Linked DNA regions of Homo sapiens: all the other regions are linked to region 2. A link is a loop called in an ENCODE intact Hi-C map of the cell type or tissue named here. Cell type or tissue: Calu3. All regions are shown on one strand. Each heading gives the region's core, and the rest is flanking DNA. Links, peaks and the distances in the headings are about the cores only.

The links. Hi-C counts contacts between places; a loop is a spot of excess contacts. Peaks named below come from ENCODE experiments on the same cell type or tissue, not always from the same donor. Only the 100,000 strongest peaks of a DNase experiment are listed, where the experiment ranks them.
Region 1: a loop joins it to region 2, with 2.3 times the contacts of the local background. A loop is called at or near these places in 3 of 110 quality-filtered maps.
Region 3: it touches region 2 in a loop (3.0-fold over the local background); 4 of 110 quality-filtered maps call a loop at or near these places.

Annotation. Positions count from the first base shown.
Region 1 is chr3:169,347,676-169,351,426 of GRCh38, forward strand. All of the region lies in intron 2 of MECOM (MDS1 and EVI1 complex locus), which reads right to left. Among named protein-coding and RNA genes, the nearest start is that of MECOM-AS1, 98 kb to the right of the region's middle. In Calu3, for the core only: no CTCF peak of the experiment used is centred there; a DNase peak (open chromatin) is centred at 1,806.
Region 2 is chr3:169,495,770-169,499,520 of GRCh38, forward strand. The region is part of intron 1 of MECOM (MDS1 and EVI1 complex locus); the gene reads right to left. Among named protein-coding and RNA genes, the nearest start is that of MECOM-AS1, 50 kb to the left of the region's middle. In Calu3, for the core only: no CTCF peak of the experiment used is centred there; DNase peaks (open chromatin) are centred at 1,852 and 2,762.
Region 3 is chr3:169,293,205-169,296,955 of GRCh38, forward strand. All of the region lies in intron 2 of MECOM (MDS1 and EVI1 complex locus), which reads right to left. Among named protein-coding and RNA genes, the nearest start is that of MECOM-AS1, 150 kb to the right of the region's middle. In Calu3, for the core only: a CTCF peak has its summit at 2,112 (motif pointing left); a DNase peak (open chromatin) is centred at 2,127.

The DNA of each region.
Region 1 (3,751 bases), core at 604-3,103, 150 kb before region 2:
AATTACTCTCACCTTCCCTTCTTCTGATTCAAATGTAGATGAGTTCACTTTGAAAAAGAAAATTTCTATTAGAAATTCTGTGTGGATGACAGGCCTCTGTGAACATAAGAGCAAGAGCTCAGGGAATGGATTTGTCTGGTTCGCCACATAAACGCCCAATAAATACGTGTTGACTGACTGACAAGCCCCATTGCTAAGCATGCTACAGAATATGTGCAAAATAGCCTACTTGAGCAGTCTGCCATCCCATGAAGACATTCGATTCCAACAGGCTAGAACTTAATTGGAAAAATATGGGCAGAACAGGATGACAAGACCATTCTAACAAAGTCCTCTGAAAATGGGCGATTATTTCTCTGCTTATCTACAGGGCATCTTCCCAGCAAGACACTGAGCCTTAAAAAAAAATATTTCTAGCAACCGAAATAACTCTATTCCATATGCATTTGTCAATGTTCCCTGAGAAAGCAGTGGTAGTGTATGTGAGAGTGGAGAAAGATGGGAATATTGCAGATTCTGTCTGTGTGTGCACACATGTGCATAAGGACCAGATGAGGTGAATGCCCTTAGAAAAATTAGTATGTTTTTATTCACTGAAGTAAAAAGAGGCTGTTTCTGGGTGTGGAGTGTGAAAAACAATCTTACTACTTTATAGTCACACCTCATAACATAATCCTGTAACACCTACTGACCCAGGATCTCCAAGAAAGGGATAGTGTTAATTCTATTGCACTTATGGGAAATTTGGGGAATATGTAGCCAAGATCCACCAGCCCTGAGGTCCTGACTCATAGCCTTAACTATGAGATTTCCCTCCTGATTTGAGGATGAGTAGAATATACTCACACCTTTTCATGGGATTCTACCTCGTTCTTCTTCAGGAACTACAAAGCAATCCTTTAAAGATGAGTGGTATTAACACTGTAATTACTATTATTATTTATTTCATAAGAGAAGTAAACATTTTATATGTAGACTTCCTTGCCAGACAGCTAATGTAAAAATGAATATTTCAATTCTGAGTCAAAGAAAAGATTAATAACTTCTACACATTTATTGCCATAGACCTTTTATTTGCAATCATTTCAAAAAACAGACTGTCTTTAAAACATTTTAGTCAAATAATTATGAAGAACAGAACAAATGCCTTAGAATGACTGCATCTTCAGCAGCATGATACATTACTATTTCGGTCTACCTCCCCCTGCCCTCATGTCATATTTGGGTACTTTTATTTTTCAAATATTGAGTTGTTTTACTGCCTGCACAGTTAAGGCTATGATTGGTTGTTAACCACTTCTCTAAATACTTCAGGAGACTGAGAACCAGAGTGGAACTGCATTTTTTTACATCAATATAAAGTCATGTTCACCCCCATTCCCCTCCCTCTCATCCTCCCCTTTCCCCCCTCCCCCAGTGTTTTTCTCCCTCACTTCTTAGACGCATTTGGTAACAATCAGGCTTTTATTTTAAGGAGCCCTAAGATAAGGTATCTGTGAGCTCCACACTTGGAGTAATTGATCACATTTGTTTCCTGTTCGTAGGTTAGACCCCTCCTTCTTGCTCTTTTTCTTTTTTTTAAACTTGGCATGTTTCTCATTACCCTCTGCCTTGTTAGCCTAGTAGAAATTTTCTACTGTGGAGAGTGAAAACAGGACGATACTATTACAAACCTCGTCTAGTCGGTGACAGCAGCCCCTCTCTTTCTCCAGGAACATTGGGCCACTTCACGCTCTAGTGGGGGGCCCTCCTATGGATACAGGTATGCATGCCTGTAACTGAAGGAGGTTCTGTGGCATTTGCTTGGTGTTCACATGTTTAATTTTCACAGAACTGTGCTGATTCATACCGAGACTGTTCTCCAGGATGACAACATTGTTATCATATGACTCAAATTGCCCCACCTCATTTCATTTGGGAATGTTAGCTCAGGTTCAATAACCATCAGCTGCCAATTCTGTAAAAGAAGACCTGTATATTTCCCGTCTATGCTTTCTAGATAAATTGTAATCGGCAGCATTTTACTAGCCCTGTCAGGTGGGGCTTAATTGCAGATATTGTCTAAGGAAAGAAAAATGCAGAAGAATGAACGATCTTTTCTTCTTTGAGTCTCTGTGGGCCAATGAATATGAGACAGGGACTCAGTCATTTTCCTATCAAGGCTTCAATCACAACAATCCAAGTTAAAAACTCCAGTAACTCAATGTAAAATGAAATGCAAGCCCTGCCATTATTTTCCTGTTTGGGGCTGAGAGAGATACCAAAATAAATTGTTTATAATGGCTACAATTCAATTAATATATCTACTTATAATATCAATATTTATTTATAAAAATATGATAGAGTCTAATGAAGTGATATGCAGTTTATGCAAGAATCTTAACAAATAATCCTTTACCTGAGTGGTATTCCTTCAACATTCAAAGTTTCAAGACTATCTGAACAATTCCCTATTTTGTTTATTTGGTTGTTAGTTGGTTTTGTGCTTGTTATTCTCTTACACTTCACATGTCAACACCTTTACATAAGCAGCCAACAAAAGCAGCATATTTTAACAGAACTAAAAATAAATTAAAATTCAGGAAGAGACTTGGAACCTGGTCTAAGCTCTACCCCCAAAGTAGTTGGGTGACCTTGAGCAAGTAACTGACCCTTCTTGACCTTCAGTGTCCTCATTTATAAAATGAGTAGGCTGGGCCAGATGGCTCCACAGTGGCTTTCAGTGCTTCCTTCTCTGTCATAACTAACATTGAGCTGAATCACACTGTAAAAGATTGAGTCTTCGAGATTTTCCAAGGCTATGTAGAATACAATAGCCAGTAGCCACATGCAGCTACTAAGTGCTTGAAATGTGGCTAGTCCAAATTATGAGGTGTTATAAGTGTGAAATACATACCAGATTTCAAAGATTTTAGTACAAAATAGGTACAGTATTTCAGTCATTTAGTTTTTGCATTTAGAAATTACAATATTTTGGATCCTCTGGTTAGATATATTATTTAAATTATACCTTTTTTTTACTTTTTATAAATGCAGCTGTTACAACATTTTCAATTACTTATGTGACTCATGTTATATCTCTATCGGATGGTAAAGTAATAACAGGTCTATGGCTGTGTATTTACCACAGAGAGAATTAAAGTGGAAAGACTCTGAAATATTTTATTTACTGGGGGTCTTTCATAATAAAACAAAAATCTCTTGTTTTCTGGATAAAAATATCCAGGTCAAAGCCATCTCTGAAGCACCCATGCTACTCAATAAAGAACACTAAATGTTAAAAAGTGTTGTTTCATAAAATTATAGTACTAGTAACCCACATATAACCTAAAGAGCTTAAAAATTGCCCCAAATCTCATAATTTTCTCATCTAACTAATCCGATTTACATTCCTGAACACCAGAATTATTCATTCATTATATTCTTTACAATGTTTATATTTTAAAAATTTAGAAAAACACATTAATGAAAAGATTTTTTTATATAAATTATCTTTTGTTTCTTAATATAGATGTACCCACTTTATTCTGACAATCCCTTTGCTGAAGAACTTCTGAAGGACTGTGGCTAAAGATCAAATCTTAACATATTTTTGTCAATGAATACCTGGATAATTTAATTATTAAGGAAAAATCAAAGTTTTGTCTACATAAAAAAGTATTGCATATCTATATGATAGATATTTTAGTCAATAATTGCAATTTTGTATCTAAGGTGATAAATCTACACAGTAATGTATTTATGTATCTTT
Region 2 (3,751 bases), core at 425-2,924:
CATTGTACTTACAGAAGGCAGCATGGCACAGTGATGTTAATTGATGGCTGGCCGCTTACTAGCTGAAAACTTTCAGCAGGTTGGGGTTGTCCTTTCCTCTTCTTTTAGAATAGATAATAATAGAGCTGTGTCATAAGACTGATGTGAGGATCTCATGAGCTATACCTGTAAAGTCTTCAAAACAGTGCCTGACACATAGTAAGCATAACGACCCTACCAGTAAAAGGGTCGACTCCAACTAGAAGTCACAAATATGGAGAACAAATGAGGACATGCAAAGCTTTTCTCTTGGATCTGCATTTAGGATATGGGAGCCTCCTCAAACAAGAAAAAGCCCTGTTGTTATGGGGAAATTGGAAGCAAAGAAAATTCTGCAGTGGCCAGTGGCAGAATTTCTCACCATTGAAAACATATTAGGGATGGGCAGAGTCTATCAGGAGTTCACTGGAATTCAGTGGCTAGCCAGTTGCCTCTATAAGCCTTAAAGATTCCCTTGAAGACAGACAATACACCCGTCTTTGGAAACATATTCTCATGTTAGAACCAAACGTGCATATGGAAATTATTATCCCTTAGCTAAGAGCTTTTGTTTTAAAACCCTTGTGGTGTTTGTAACCTAAAAGAGGGATTTCCTCAAGTTTTCTAAAACTGCCTCATTTTTTTTAAGAATCACCATGATCCATACCTCATTTGAGATCAAGTGAATCGTCAAACTAATGTGTTTTTTCAGGAAGCTAATTCTGTGACTTCCTTAAAGAGAGGGTTGCTCTTCCCAAGGGTTATCGGCAAGCCACTGCTCTGGCTCCTTGTGCCAGTTGTTCTTCCTGACTGGCCATTTCCCCTCTGGCTGGAGATAACCCTGCAATGACTTCAAATTCTTTCGTTCAGTATCTGATTCCATCTCCATCATAAAGCCTTCCTCAGAGCATGGTTGGACCTAAGCATTTCCACGTCTTAGTTCATTCCCAAGATCCCAAGTTGACTTTTGCTTGAACTTCAGTGGAAAATCCAAATCATGTGAAAATCAAAAAGAAAATAATGGCTCTTTCTTGATTCTATTTTCTAAACATATGGTAATGAACAATAAATGTTTACAGGTAGCTGTGATGGCTACAGAAAAATTTTCTTTGGGACCCCCATAAAATAGATTATATTCAGTAAACACAGCCAAGCATGCATAAACTTTAAGAAAGATTTTAGCCTTCTATCCATTCAAACTATTACCCTATTTCTTCCCTCTTTATTGCTACCATTCCTTCTGAAAAAGAGTTTATAAATTCATAACACATTAAAATGAGCAGACTCTTTAGTTCCTTAATCCTAGCAGTCTGATTTAGTAATTTCTTTAATGGCAATATTATTCTCCCCATGCCACAGTTCATATTTGACTTCTCTTGACTCCTTGCTTCCCACTTACTATCAGCAACCAAGTCCTGCTTATTCTTACCTTATTATATTGTTCTTTCTATCCCTATTGCCACAACCTACTTCAGGTCCTTATCATTTACTCCCAATGCTTCTTTTGCAATAGCCCACTAACTAGCTCTCTAATTCTTCAATTTTTCTCTTTTTCTTTTTCTTTTTTTTTTCTTTTGAGATGGAGTCTTACTCTGTTGCCCAGGCTGGAGTGCAGTAGTGTGATCTCAGCTCACTGCAACCTCTGCCTCCTGGGTTCAAGTGATTCTCCCGCCTCAGCCTCCCAAGTAGCTGGAATTACAGGTGCCTGCCACCAGGCCCGGCTAATTTTTTTTCTTTTACTGGTATTTTTAGTAGAGATGGAGTTTTACCATGTTGGCCAGGCTGGTCTCAAACTCCTGACCTCAGGTGATCCACCCGCCTCGGCATCCCAAAATGCTGGGATTACAGGCATGAGACACAGCTCCCGGCCAGTTTTTCTCTCTTGTAATTCATCCTGCATACCTTTGCCAAAACAAACATCCTAAAGCATAATTCTGATTATGTCTCCTCACATTTCAGACATTCCAATGGCTTCTCATTATGTCTAAATAAAGTTCAACTCATATAAAGTCAATGTGTTTGTTGAGTGAATCAGTACAAAAATTCCATATGTAGGCTTTAGCTATTTATCGAATAAAGTACAAAAGAAGAGTTTTGTTTTGTTTTGTTTCTTAGGCCAACATATGCCATATATCCTGTTTGTGGCCTCAGAAATGTGTGAATCACATTGATAAATCAGCTGAAAAAACAAAAGTTAGTATTTTACACCTTCTCTTCTCTAGAGTCTTAAAAACTCCTTCAGACTTCAACTGAATATGCGCTTTATTTCTGTTCTCTCTATTGATTCTTCTTCATTAATGTTTAATCCAAGGAGCTTTGAAGTACAAGATGACAAAATACATAATTTGTACCAATGTTCACAATTATTTCTTCCATATCAGTTAAGTGTAATTTGAAATATTATATCTTAAATTAATAAAGAAGATTTAGTAAAAACATGTTTACCTGTGTGAAAAATATTTATTGAAAATAAAACTTATTTTTAAATCCCACGAAAATAACAGACCAAAATGGCAGTGTAAGTACATGCCAAAATTGCCCCCTGTTCAAAAGCGAGAAATAATGGATAATGATTTTTAAAATATATGAAAGTGAAACTCTGTCCAAAAGCAAGAAAGTTTTCATGGACCATAAAAGAAAAGGAAACCTACAATACTAAAGGATGCTCGGTTTATGCCCAAAGATGAACAGTAGGTTTTGGGTTTCAGTGTTTATACAGAAAAGGGCCTGAGCCTGCCCCACACATGACCCAAGTACACTGCATAAAGCCAGAGTTAAAACTTCACTGCCAGCCTCTGAACAGAAGGCTGTTCTATCCACACTATCACAAGACCTGGTGGAGTTGAGGCAACTGCTGAATTACCATACAGGGAAGAATGAATTCAAGAAAATTCCCATGCAAGATAGGCTCTTAAAAAATAAATTTACACAAGAAAATCAGCACTGTAAAGGTAATTGATAAGCCCAATAGAAGGGAAACCTATACAAAGAAATAGAAATAACTAAGCAATCTGAAATGGACTTTAAATAATGATGTTTACAATTCTCTAAGAGGAAAAGGAGCATTAGCATCAGTGAAACAAAAGTAGGGCTATAGAAAAAACAATACTTATGAAAAAAACCAATTGGAAATTTTTAGATGGAAAAGCGTGAAGTAAAAAATTCAACACATGGTCTAAAGAATAAACTGCACACAGCTGAAGGGAAAATTAGTTAATTTTACGAAGAAACAATAAATCTCACAGAATGTAAAGAGATAAAGATATTTAAATAAATCAGAGTTAAGAGATATAAAACTATATACATATGAGTATATAAATATCCATATGTTTATATGTATACATATATATACCAGAAGGAAAGGACAGAAGAGATACAATATTTGAACAGATCATGGCTAAGTTTTCCAGAATTAATAAAAGACATGAGCACTAGAAACAGTCACAAGAAGTACCAAAAAAGAAAAGTCCAAACTTAGAGATGTTGCAGTAAGACTTCAAAAGGTCCAGGATACAGAGAAAAATCTTAAGCTTGCAGAGAGAAAAGACAGATTACCCACAAAAAAAAAAAAAAAAAAAAAAAAAAGAGTATAGTCAGAATAAGAGAAGAACTGTTCTCCTCAATAACCAGAGCTGCTAAAAAACAATGGACAAGTATTTTCAAAGTTCCAAGGCAAAATAGCTAAACCAGAATTCTGTATCCAGTTGTCAAACCATCATTCAAAAGAGCAGAC
Region 3 (3,751 bases), core at 604-3,103, 200 kb before region 2:
GACTCTTGGAATTCCAGAGTAGGTTCCTAACTCACCTTCATGGTTTCACGCTCACCCCACCGTCTATTCACCACACAGCCGTCAGGGTCTTCTCCTGGCTTCCCATCACATTCAGTCCAAACTCCTCACCATGGCCTTTGAGGCCCTTCCTCTCTGACCTCACTGCTCCTCTCTCATTCATTCGCACTAGCCTCGTGTGTTTGGCTTTCTGGTTCTTTGAAACATCAAGTTGGTTTCTTCTTCGGCCGCCTTGGCCTTGCTATTCTCTTAGGCTGAAATGCTTTTTCTGAAGCTAGCCCCATGGCTCACTGTTATTCCTTTCAGGTTTCTGTTCCAGTGTCCCTGCTCAGAGGGGCTACACCTGACCCCTGCTCTAAGTACCAAACCTTCTGTGTGCTACAATTCCCCCTTTACTCTTTATCCCCTTCCTCATCTTCACTTTTCTTGATAGCAGTTATTATTACCAAACATTATATAGTTATTTGTTTCTGTATTTATTCATTTTCTTTGCCCCTACTAAAAAGTCCATGAGGGTATGGAGTTTGTCTAGATTTCAGAATAGTGCCTGGAACATAGTAGGTATTCAGCTTATATTTATTGAATCAATGATTTGATACTTTATGGGATTACCAGCCAGTGTGATCTACAGTGTCTAGCCCCAGTAACAGGTGAGAGTCACTGAAATAACCTGATCACAGTCCTCAGGTGGAGACCTCAGCCTGAGAGGCTCAGGGCTATTTCCAATCATTCTTGCATTTTCTATCATTTTGCCTAATTCTAACATTTCCTCTTTCTAACCTTGCTCTATCATGTCAACTAGAAACTCATTACTGCATGTAGGTTATACACACACACTTCTTAGAACAACTATATGATTTAAGACACCCTAGTGATTTTATTGGTTTATCATTAACTATTTATGGGTTTTTTTTGGTTAGTTGATTAGTGAGTTTTTTTTTAAGTTGTTGTATTTCCATTTAACCTTCCAGGATCTTGGTTTTCTGTAATGTAGAATAGTTATATCACTATACTTGCCTTATCTACATGTCTGTTCAAAGCTTGCATTAGGTTCCGTATTTTAAGATATTTTGAGAGAAAATAATCATTTTAGAAAATAGTTTCTGGGAGAGTTTGCAATTTCTACAGGCAGGTGTTTTCAGGGGAAAGTTAGCCAAACACAGAGAAAAACATTGCTTTTAACTAATGTATTGATCATTTGGGAGGGCACTGGCGTAAGGTCACAAACAAAGTAAAAATGTTAGCCAAGACAAGACTCAAGAGGGGCAGAAGCAGTAGCCTGGTCTCTGCTCAAATGTCCCCATTGTATGGAGCTGGGTAAACAGGCAGCTATGCAGTCTGTTCTGTCCTCTCTCATCACATGGGAGAGAAGCCACTAGAAAAACAAACAAACAACCAAATACAGCTCAAGGCTTATCAGCCTTTAAGTTGATGACCTTATACTCTGGGATCCCAGCCCCAGCTCTAAGGAGCTTATTGGACAATGATGAATCTAAAAATCTGAAGAAGTTCAGTCAATCATTGACTCTCAGGACAATCATACCCTCCTGCCTCAGTCCTTCTTCCAAAATCTCCAGTACGTCCTGACTGTGCCCAAACAGAGCTTGGTCTGCTTGGACAGAGTTCTCAGCAGTTTGGGCTTATATTCATGCTCTTGCCCATGCCTGCTTCACTCACCACATCACATTTGATCCGGATCCACAAGCACCCTCTTTTTCCTCCATTTGCTCTGATAAATGCTTTCTCGGTCTTTCTTCCTGCTCTAGAAGATTATCTTTTCTATTGCTTAGTTTTCTTTATTTAAAAAAAAATGTTTTCTATCTTAATGTTACGTAAAATATGTGCATTATAATTGAGATGGGGATTTTCAAACTGTCTTCCTGAGGTTCCTCAGAGATCATCAGAGGAAAGATATGAGCACAGACCTTTGGCTTTGAACCTCCTGTCCCACTTTCACCATAGGATCTAGGTTGACTTTTATCTATTTTATATATTGGGTTTCTGAGTAAGATATTGTTTAAAGAAAGATTTCCTATTGCTTTTATTTAAAAGGGTTAAAAAAAGTTAAATTACAATAACACGTGACTCGAAGGATTTGCCACCACCTGGTGGCAGCATACCCAAATTTCAATGTACCTAAATTTTTAAAAGGGTTGAGTTGAATCTGCTATTCTAAAATTATAAAGTGGTATCAGAAATGTCTCAGATGATGATGTATAATTATGAAAAAACATTAAAAAGTACAATATCACTTTCAAAATACAATATAGTATTTCAAAGTTGAGATTTTTATAAATGAATTAAATTACTTTATTGTAGGGCATAGTACTTGTAGAAAACATTTCCATTATGCCTTTAAAACAACATTGCAAGAAGGTAAAATAAACTAGTAGCATTCTCTCAAATTCTTTTTATGTTTGAACATCAATGTTACCTACCTATCCTCAAATATCTGGGGAAAACTTCATTTCTTCTTCTTCTCCTTAAAGTCAACATAAATACTCAGTTTCTGGGTAAATTGTACCAGGGACATTGCCCGTGCTGCTCTCTACCTCCACCAAAACAAAACAAAGCAAAGACACCTTTTCACAGAACTTTAGAAATGACTGCACAAAGAGAATAAAAAACAAGTATTACAATCACAAGTATATTCATGGACAAGTGGAGGAAGAAAGTGAGGTTTTGTTTGATGGTTTGTTTGCTTGTTTGTTTTCCTTTTTCAGGCCTTTCAGCTCTCATACAACAGTAACATATTGGTTGAACCAACTGACCTTGCTCTGGCCTGATTCAACCATAGTCTGTTCAGATAGAACACCTTTAGCACTCAAGAATAGGTTCCAGTAACTTAAACACCTGATGAGTGAAAAGGGAAATGAAACCTGAGCCTCACCATTCTCAAGTCACTTTTTTGACCAGACCCACATAGATGCCTCCCCAGCAGTCTGTAGTGGCCCTTGCTTTCCCCCTCCAGCTATGGGACTCCTAAGTCATTGCCCTCTTACTCACAACAATGATCTTAGGTTAAGTTTTCAGGCAGGACATGAGAAAATCAGCAGGACAGACAAGTGGCATCCTATAACACTCCCAGATCTGTGAGAACAGAGTGAGTGGGAGTGAGAAGAGCAAGAACGCCAAAGAAATATTCTTGGCGGCAGGCTGGTGGACGCAGAAGGAAGGTTTAGTTATGGTCCCTCAACAGCTGCAATAAACTTGCTCTGTAAGAAGCCATGATTATGTTGTATTGTGGATTTGCCAGCAAGATTACATCCACACAAGTTCTTTGTAGACCATCAGTAAACTCAGGGCATTCTGAGCAAATAGGAATTAGCTACATGGGCAGAGTTTTCAACTGAAATCCACGCCTAGTTCCCCTAAAGATTGTTTACCAGCTTTTCCCAGAGCCAGTTACAAGGAGCATAACATGACTTGATTCACAAAGAAGTAATGGAATTATAGTAATAAAGGAGTGAGGAAAATAAATAACAGGAATAGACTTGGCACTTTTGAAACTTAAAGGTGTTTTGCCTGAGATGAACCTGAGAACTGACCTACAATGCTTCTCATACTCGTAAACATGGTGCAAAGTTTGTTTTAATCATACAGAATATGTCACCATTAATTCTTTAAGCATGCAAAGAGCATATCATAGCAAATATTAGACACCCCAGAGGTGTAAACTATAGCTTAGAAAAACAAAACTCATTGGTGGCTATTACTTTGCAATTGTTAGATG